2 separate regions of the Homo sapiens genome follow, and region 2 is linked to region 1. Evidence: chromatin loops called from intact Hi-C (ENCODE). Cell type or tissue: Caco-2. All regions are shown on one strand. Links, peaks and the distances in the headings refer to the core of each region. The heading gives the core; the rest is flanking DNA.

Region 1 (4,401 bases), core at 276-4,275:
TGTGGTTCTACTTCAGTGGCTAGATACATGCAGTTTCCTGAATTTTACCTCATGCTCCTACATACCCACAACTGTCATATTAGTGATGCTGTTATTTCTCCATTCTCTTCCAGTCTTTCCTTTTCCAGTTTCCCACACATTGGTGTATGCTCTAATTCCTGTGGTAAACCTCCTTTTCACATGATATTTGTAGTGGCTTTGTTTTTCTGACCGAATCTTGGCTAATACAGTTTTTGGTAATAGAAGTGAATTAGAGTAGAAGCAATAGAATTTTAAGGATGAGAATCCTACTAGATTTAAAGGCATTAGTGACCTCATTGCCATGGTAAATAAAACACAAGTAGTCCATGGCATGCAATAACTAAACAGGTAGCTATGGTCTGGAGAAGATAACTTTAAGTGATCAAGTAGTTGCTGCAATAAACATTATTGTGGGAATAAAGAATAAAGGCTTTTGCATTGATTTGATTTCTACTAAGTGTACTGGAGGATACGGAAGAAGGAAAAGATGAGTTCATGGCTTTAAATCCTAATCCACAACCTGGGTAGGGATCCAGGAAACTTCTATAATTGTCCTGGAAAACACAGACACAGAGAAATATCTCCTGTAGCTGCAGGGTTAAAATTTCTGAAAACCAAGCTTGAAGTCTGATCCTGTGGGCGGCTGAACTTACAAATGCAGCATTGTGGATGCATCTCAAAAACATGATGGAGAGCAAAACTTCCAGATACAAAAAGGATATACGGTCTAATTGCATTTTTGAAAAGATGAAAAAATTAAAACTAACCTTACAAGTTTTGATGGCATAACTATTAAAAAAATAAAAACAAGGGATTACCATAGATGTTAGGAGAGGAATTATGAAAGTGGAGAAGTGAATAATAATTGGGAGAGGACCAGAGGGGACCGTTTCCATGCTGGCCATACTCTCTTCCTTGGATTGACTAAGGTAACAAGGGGGATCGCTTTGTGATAGTTTTTTGAGCTGTACACTTATATTCTGGAACTATCTATATATGTATTATTTCTCAAAACCAAAAGGATTAAAAGGAACCCTGAAGTGCTTGCCATCTAACTGGGAAACAAAAGACAAGATTCTTAAATGGCTGACAAGTCTCTAAATAATCTGGCCTCCTACTAATGGTTTGATGTCTCAATTTTTCTTCTTGTCTCCCTTTGCTCCTGCATCTACACATATAGAGTTGAACGTGATCGGAGAAAACCCAACACTCATGCTGTCTGGTATCACTTGAGATTCATAACTACCAAACCTAAAAGGGAGCCTTAAAGCTGCAATATTTTTTTCCTAGTCCATTCACTTGTCACTCACCAAGGTGACAATTTCATAACTCTCCTCTACAACCTTCAAGCCTTCTGTTCCCTGATTTCACTATCCCTCCTCAGTAGCAGTTTTGTTTTCCTCTTTGTACTGAGAAAATGGAAACAGTTTTATTGGGTGGACATAGAGCTGTATCATCCACATCCCTCTTCACAAAAAGAGCCTTATACCCCAGCTGCTGGGGTTAGCAGATATCTTCCAGCATTCAGCAACTATAAAGTCCATCTCACTTATGGAGAGCCCTAAGTGCACCTTTCTAGGGGGAGCCCAAATCCAATGTCCATTTCCAGAAGGAGTGGTTGAGGGCAGCATAAAGGCTGGAGGAACAAATCCAGAGCTCTCTTTGGGTTGGTTAAGCTTTGCCAAGCATGTACTGCAGTTTGAATTTCTCCTCCATCCATGTGTTTCCTCTCTCTCCCTTCCCTAAGTGTTGATCCCTAACACATGTTCAGTATTCCAATTTCCATCTCAGTATTTGCTTCCAGTGAATCCAACCTGTGATAGCTCAAATACATTCAGATTTCCATCACCATGTTCACCTACCAACCTACTTTTTTCCTCAATATTCTATGACTGCCTTCTTTACAGAGTACTTTTACTTAAAGCTAATCACTTTATTTGTGTACTGTCTTTGCTTACTGAGAGAGAGAACTCTAGCAATTTTTCTCCCCCCCCAATCATTTTTTCCATTTTGTAAAATCGCTATTATCTCTCTCATCTTATTTTTTTTATCCTTGCTTTGGCCCATTTCACCAGCTACTGAGCTGTTCTGCTTTCTTTTGCAAAATTATTAATAATCTCAGACTCCCAATTCCTCTTCTCCCATTTCCTCTGTAGCTTATTCTAATCAGGCTTCCCCCTCCATTAGTGGAAACTGCCCTTTTCAAAGTCATCAATGGCTTTTACAGTGCAAACTATGATGGTCTGACCTCAGTCTTCATCATACTTAACGTTTTTTGCGTGATTGATAAAATTTTCTACTCCTTAAAATGTTTCCCACTTGGCTTCCAGGACATCAAACTCTTTTACTTTTTTCTCCTCCTAGTTCACGGCTCACTCTCAGATGGGCCACCTAGTGCACAATTCGAAGAAATGCCATTTACCTAGAACAAAACACTAGCGGTGGCTCTACTTTCTCAGTCCCCTTTTCTAATTGATTCTCTTTTCCCTGTCTCTTAAGGTAGGAGGGTCACAGAGTTCATGCTTGATCCATTTATGTTTTTTATGTACACATTTCTCTTCCAGACACTTGGACTCAGAAATGCACAAACTCCCTGACATCTTTATTTAAATGACTAATAGGTATGTTAACGTCCAAAATGAATTCTAAATTCACCCCAAACTTGCGCCACTGGACATTTCTGCTCCCTCAGTTTATGACAACTCCATCCTTCCAGTTGATCAAGCTCATTCTATTTCATTTTATTTTGTGTTTCAAAACAAAATAGAAGAACAATAAGGATTGTATATTACTTTTACTTTATGCTCAGAGATGGGGAGGGAATAATGGTGGTTAAAGAATTAACCTGCTTTCCAATTTTCTAGGGATAGCACTCTGAATTTAAATGTTTCAAATGGGTTGACAACTACCAAAGACATTTTCCCACTACTTCCTCCCTCTCCTCTGGTATTCAATTACTTCCTAACTTGACTCATATTCACCTATTTTTTTAACACCAAATCAGTCCTTCAGCTTTGTATCTAGAAGTATATATTCAACACTTGTCACTTCTGAAAAAAACAAAAGGTAGTTATGCAATAGTTGAAGTTATGTCCAGAAATCTACAAAAAAGTTTTTTTGCGAGATATAAATTAGTAAGGAGTTTTCTGAGGAACCTTCAAAAAGCAATTTTTGGGGTTTACCTTTTTTAAAATGTTTCCGGTGTTTAATATGTGAAAAGGAATACAATTTCTAGTTATTATAGAGGGAGAAACAAAACTCAAGCAGCTCTATCTCAGTTTTGATGTAGGCCTTAATCCATTTTTAAAAAATATAAATAAATCCCTAGAGATTACAGTTCCAGGTTCCTAAGACTAAATATGTAAATAACTACGCTACAAAGTGCTAGAGCTCATCAATTTTGAGTTAAAAAAATCCATAGTAGAATTTAACTTGATGGAAACAAAAATAGGAAAACCAAAAACAAAACTGAAAGCTTAAAATCTGTCTCTAGTTCCTGTCCTCTTTCAGTGGAAATGTATTGAAGCAAATAAACATCACTTTTGCTTGACCTTAGATTTCCAGATCAGTAAGAGAATATGCAAAATTCATTTACAAGTTAACTTTCAAAGTTAAGATGATGATACAGTAGCTCCCCCTGAGCCTTGGGGGATATGTTCCAAGACCAGCGGATGCCTGAAATCACAAATAGTAGCGAACCCTATATATACCATGATTTTTCCTATACTTACATACCTATGATAAAGATTAATTTAGGAAATAGGCACAGTAAGAGATTAACAACAACTAATAATACAATAGGACAATTATAACAATATTTTGTAGTAACAGTTATGTGAATGTATTCTTTCTCTCTCAAAATATCTGATTTTACCTCACCTATTTTCAGACCATGGTTGACTGAAGGTAACTGAAACCACGAAAAGTGACAGCACAGATGAGGGGAGAGTACTGTATCCTCAAATGATGGTATGGCTGGTGATGGTAACAGCAAGTCTACCAGCCTAGTCAAGCATTCTTATCCATAGAAGAGTTGCCATGGGAACCTCATGGCAACCCACAGATTTCAAGTACTGTATGTTCTGCCTAAATAAATAATGAAAAGCTATCTTACTGAATGTTCTCCATATCTGCATACTTAATAGGGCAGGATGCTACCTCACATATCATTTGCAGTAAACAAAGGTAAAAATGAGAGACATACAAAAGTAAGATAAGGATTACATATCTGCATTTTAAAAGCACATTCCGTGTTAACTAATTATGTTTTCATTTCATTCTGGATCAGAAGATCAGACACACATCATTGCTTATTCAGACCTCACCTGATCCTATTTATAGGCCCCTCTCAAACTCACTGAAGATGACAGTAATCTCTAT
Region 2 (4,401 bases), core at 262-4,261, 63 kb after region 1:
ACTTCTAGAGGAAAGATGCACTTCCTTTTGTTAGGTTGTTTGACTAAAACAACCTAAAAAAAAAAAAAAAAAAAAGCACGTCTTGTGACCAGCCTGGCCAATATGGCAAAACCCCATCTCTACTAAAAATACAAAAATTAGCTGGGTGTGGTGGTGGGCCCCTGTAATCACAGCTACTTGGGAGGCTGAGGCAGGAGAATCGCTTGAACCCGGGAGGCAGAGGTTGCAGTGAGCTGAGATCGGGACACTGCACTCCAGCCTGGGCAACGAGAGTGAAACTCCATCTCAAAAAAAAAAAAAAAAAAAAAAAAAAAGGACCTCATTTTAGATTAGGTTTTCTATACCTCAGCAATATGGATATTTAGGCAGGAAAATATTTTGTTGTGGGAGGCTGTCCTGTGCAATGTGAAATATTTAGCAGCATGTCAGCCTCTGCCCACTAGATGCCAGAAGCATCTCCCCCATCAGGTTGTGACAACTAAAATGTCTTTGGACATTCCCAAATGTCTTCTGGCTGCAGTGGAGTGGTGGTGTGTGCAGCAAAATCGCTCCTACTTGAGTCACTGCTCTAGATTCTGGTCCTATAATGTTATTTTGTGGAGTCATGTGATCCTAATTCCTAGCAGCATTAAAAGGATGTGACTGAGTGGTGAACTGTAATAAACTCAATAGCTTCAACTCTTGAAAAATTTAGAAACAAAAGATAATTTTTAAAAAAGTAAAATTCACAATTATTTTGGCAACCAAGATGGAAAGATGCTTTCATATGAATGACTTGATCTTCAGGCATTTGGTGCTTTACTTGAATATGGCTATGATTATAAAATTTCATTAGCATGCTGCCTTCAATGCTTGGTGTTCACTGAATAATTACTTACCACTGGGGGTGTTTTACCTGGTGATTCTAGCTGGTAATGTGCTACCCAGGCTTTCATTGCTATTATATGTGTATCATATTAGCTTTTACTTTCTTTTTTACACAAAAGACCTGCATGAATCCCACACTGTAAGAATTAGCTTTCCTTTTTACACAGTGAATGTACTGAGACCCCCTGTTGGTACAAATAGGCCTAGAATGGAACATAATTTGGCATTATGTTAAGTGCTGCCATTTCCAGGATGGTATAAATCCTGCATTTAGGAGGGCTTCTTTCTCAATGAGAAAGTGGCACAAATGTTTACCTTCCAGCAGGTATTTTTTCACATTCATTGATTCAGGATTTACTGGGCACTATAGTGCATACGGCGCCAACATACTACCTTCCCTCAAATTATTTACACTTTAGACAGACTAGAAAAATGACTTAATTGTGTGGGAAGGTAAATTACAAAGCAGAACAATGATATGAGAGTGGCTGAGAGATTATATGCAAAGAATTTTTAATAGGGTGCTCTATGCACCATAGTATTCTCAAGATAAAATCTAGAGGGGAGAGAGATCACTGCCGGATCTTAGATTACCATGTATATTTTCATCTAGATCATTTTGAAAGATGAATAGGAGAAGGAAGAGCTTTTCAAAAGGGTAAAATGGTATGGGCAAAGCACAAAAGAAGCAATCCAATTGCGTATTTGTGGGGGATGATATGTAGACCATTCCGATTTGCATCGATATTTTGTGTATGGAGTAGAGAGGTTAATTAGAACAAGGTTAGAGAAGGTTTTACAATTTTGGTTTCATTTTTTCTTTAGGAAAAAGGGGAACACTTTTGATGCTTTTAAACGAGGAGGATAACTTAAATAAAGCAGTGTTTGAGGAAAATGGATCTGATAGTAGTACTTAGTGAGGACAATGAAATGATACAGCCATGGCAAGATCTTTGTATCTCATGTCAACACCAACCAGAGAGCACCCATGATGGAAGAAGCACTGAACAACCAAGAGAACGAATGGCTCAGCCAGTTGACCCTACCAGCCTGGGTGATTGGCCACACCAGCACTGGCCCAGTGGGCACAGAAACAGTGACCTTGTTGGCAGAGATGGAGACCATATATATAAAGTCCAACAGCACAGGTCCCCCCTAACTATAGCAGTCCCCCTTTATCTGTGAGGGCTATGTTCCAAGACCCCCAGTGGATACCTATAACTGTGAATAGTACTGAACCCTGTATATACTCTGTTTTTTTCATATACACATGTATCTATGATAAAGATTTGTCTATAAATTAGGCACAGTAAGATATTAAAAACAGCACTAAGAAAATAGAATAATTATAACAATATACTGTAAGGAAAGTTATGTGAATGTGGTCTCCCTCTCTCTGTACCACAGGCCACGAAGACCCTGGAAAGCAAACTTGCACTTAAGGGACAACTGCTGCACATCTGATCTAGCCATTGCCGCTGCCAAAAGTCCCAACTGCCTACAATGGTAACTGATGGGGAGGACCTTGGTCTTCAGAAGATGAAGCAGCCACCTGGTGGCAAGTGGGCATCATTGCTCTTTTTCTACCCTGAGGAGAAACAATTAATTTTGATGGAAATATGTTACATTTTTCAGCTCCAGGTTTGCCTTTCCTACTTTTGGGGCTTTAGCCAAAACCCATATTCAAGGGCTGACATGCGTCTGATCCATTGATATGGTAACCCATGCAACATCACATCAGAGAGCCTACTTAACAGGAAAGGAGGTTTACCAATGAAAATATGAACCAAAAGGTCTACAGGTTCTGTCACATACTATACCACCCGGGACCTGCAGGGATTATAGAGCAATGGCATAGTTCATGGGAGGCTCAACTGAAGCACAAGCCCGATATGATGCACTGCAAGATGAGCTGCCATCCTCCAGGATGCAATATGCAAGTTAAATCAAGGACTAGTGTGTGGTGCTGTGTCTTCAGTTGTTAGAATACATGGGTCTGGGAGCTAAGGGGCAGAAGTAAGCATTCTCCTGCTAACTATCATCTGTACTTTCTAGCGCCACAATCATGGCTTCTGCAGATTTAGAGATCCTGGTTCCCAGAGAGGGAAAAGCTTCTAAAAGAGTTACATGAAAAGTTGCCAGCTTTAAAGAGCATTCATCATCCTGGCAGAAATAATACACCCAGATTATCAGGAGGAAGTCGTGGTGTCATTACACAGTGGGGGAATGGAGGCATCTCTTTGACATCTAGCTATCCACTTGGTTGTCTCTTGGTACTCTCTTGCCCAGTTTTCAGTGTAAATGGGTATAATAGTCATTGCCTGAGAAAGAACTGGTGGCCAGAGGCTGAGAGCCTGCAAGGATGAGGATTTGGCTCATGCCCATCAGGTGAGCCACCTAGTCCAGCAGTGGCACCAGCTGAAGGCAAGCAGGATCTAGAATGGATAGCAGGGAAAGGAAAAGATGAGTAATAGTCGTGAGACTCTGTGCGCGCTAGAGTTCATCCCACAAACCTCCCCGTTCTGTTTCTTCCCAAGAAAAGAGGACTATCAGAATCCTGGAGGAGCTGTTTCCTGAACTTACATGAAGTGGATCTGAGTGACCAAAGAGTAAATGGCATTAGATGCTGTGATGCACTGTCCAGTTCCCCTTTCAGAACCGAAGGACTTACTCTCCCAGCTGCTGGGAATGATGCCTGCTGATAATGATCAATTATTGACCTTCTCCTGTTAACTTACCTCAACAACTCCCTTCCCCAGGGCAGCCTGAATCCAACCCATGGTTGATGTGGAAGTGGGGGCTGGGGAGAGGATTATACAAGTTTGCTGTCTCAGTCATCCCTGAGAAGCCTGAGGAGAAAAAAGTTTGATGTCTTTGTCTCAACTCAGGAAGTCTCTGAAGGGTGATTCCAGCTGTAGAGTTCCTTATTACAAGTGTACATCAGTAAAACTTTTTCCTCTGCAAATACAGCTTCCTCTCCTTCCCTTCTCATCCCAAAAGTTGATTCTAGGAATATGTATGAAGTTGTAATACACTTCTTGAGCACTATTCTACATCTCAGAGTTCACCTCCTGGGAAGCCAGCTATGACAGTTACATTCTACTTCTCTACTACTCTGTTTGCCTTTATTATAATCTGCATAAATTTTTACAATAGCCCTTTTATTTCCCTCCCCTACCCCCATTCAGGCTTTAAAATAGGCCACATATCTAATGAAATTATACTGCTGTCACATTTCATTTCTCTAAAGATAGCTTTAGCACAGTCGCCTAGAAAATTGGTGAAAGACTGTTCACTTTTACACATTTAACTGTGAAATCAGGTGATGATTTACATAACAGTAGGTCTCCTACTTTTAGAAGCTTTGGAATTGATTAGATAGTAACTTTTCACTCAAATTTAGCCACAAGTTGTAGGCAGTGACTGATGAGGTGAAAATGTAGATAATTCTCTCACTGTTTTCTTTCTTTTGTAATATTTGTAATATAATTTCTCCTCAATTATTGATCCAGCATCATATTTTCCTCCATAAAA

What was found. A loop is a pair of places that touch in the nucleus more often than their neighbours do. Peaks named below come from ENCODE experiments on the same cell type or tissue, not always from the same donor. Only the 100,000 strongest peaks of a DNase experiment are listed, where the experiment ranks them.
Region 2: it touches region 1 in a loop (4-fold over the local background); 3 of 110 quality-filtered maps call a loop at or near these places.

Annotation. Positions count from the first base shown.
Region 1 is chr4:163,109,800-163,114,200 of GRCh38, reverse strand. It overlaps LOC101928081 (a long non-coding RNA gene), which reads right to left and starts at 3,986. Exons shown (of 3, transcript XR_244745.4): 1 at 3,901-3,986. It also overlaps a transcript of NAF1 not described here. In Caco-2, for the core only: a CTCF peak has its summit at 2,441; no DNase peak of the experiment used is centred there.
Region 2 is chr4:163,046,663-163,051,063 of GRCh38, reverse strand. No RefSeq gene overlaps it. Among named protein-coding and RNA genes, the nearest start is that of MIR4454, 45 kb to the left of the region's middle. In Caco-2, for the core only: a CTCF peak has its summit at 2,418 (motif pointing left); no DNase peak of the experiment used is centred there.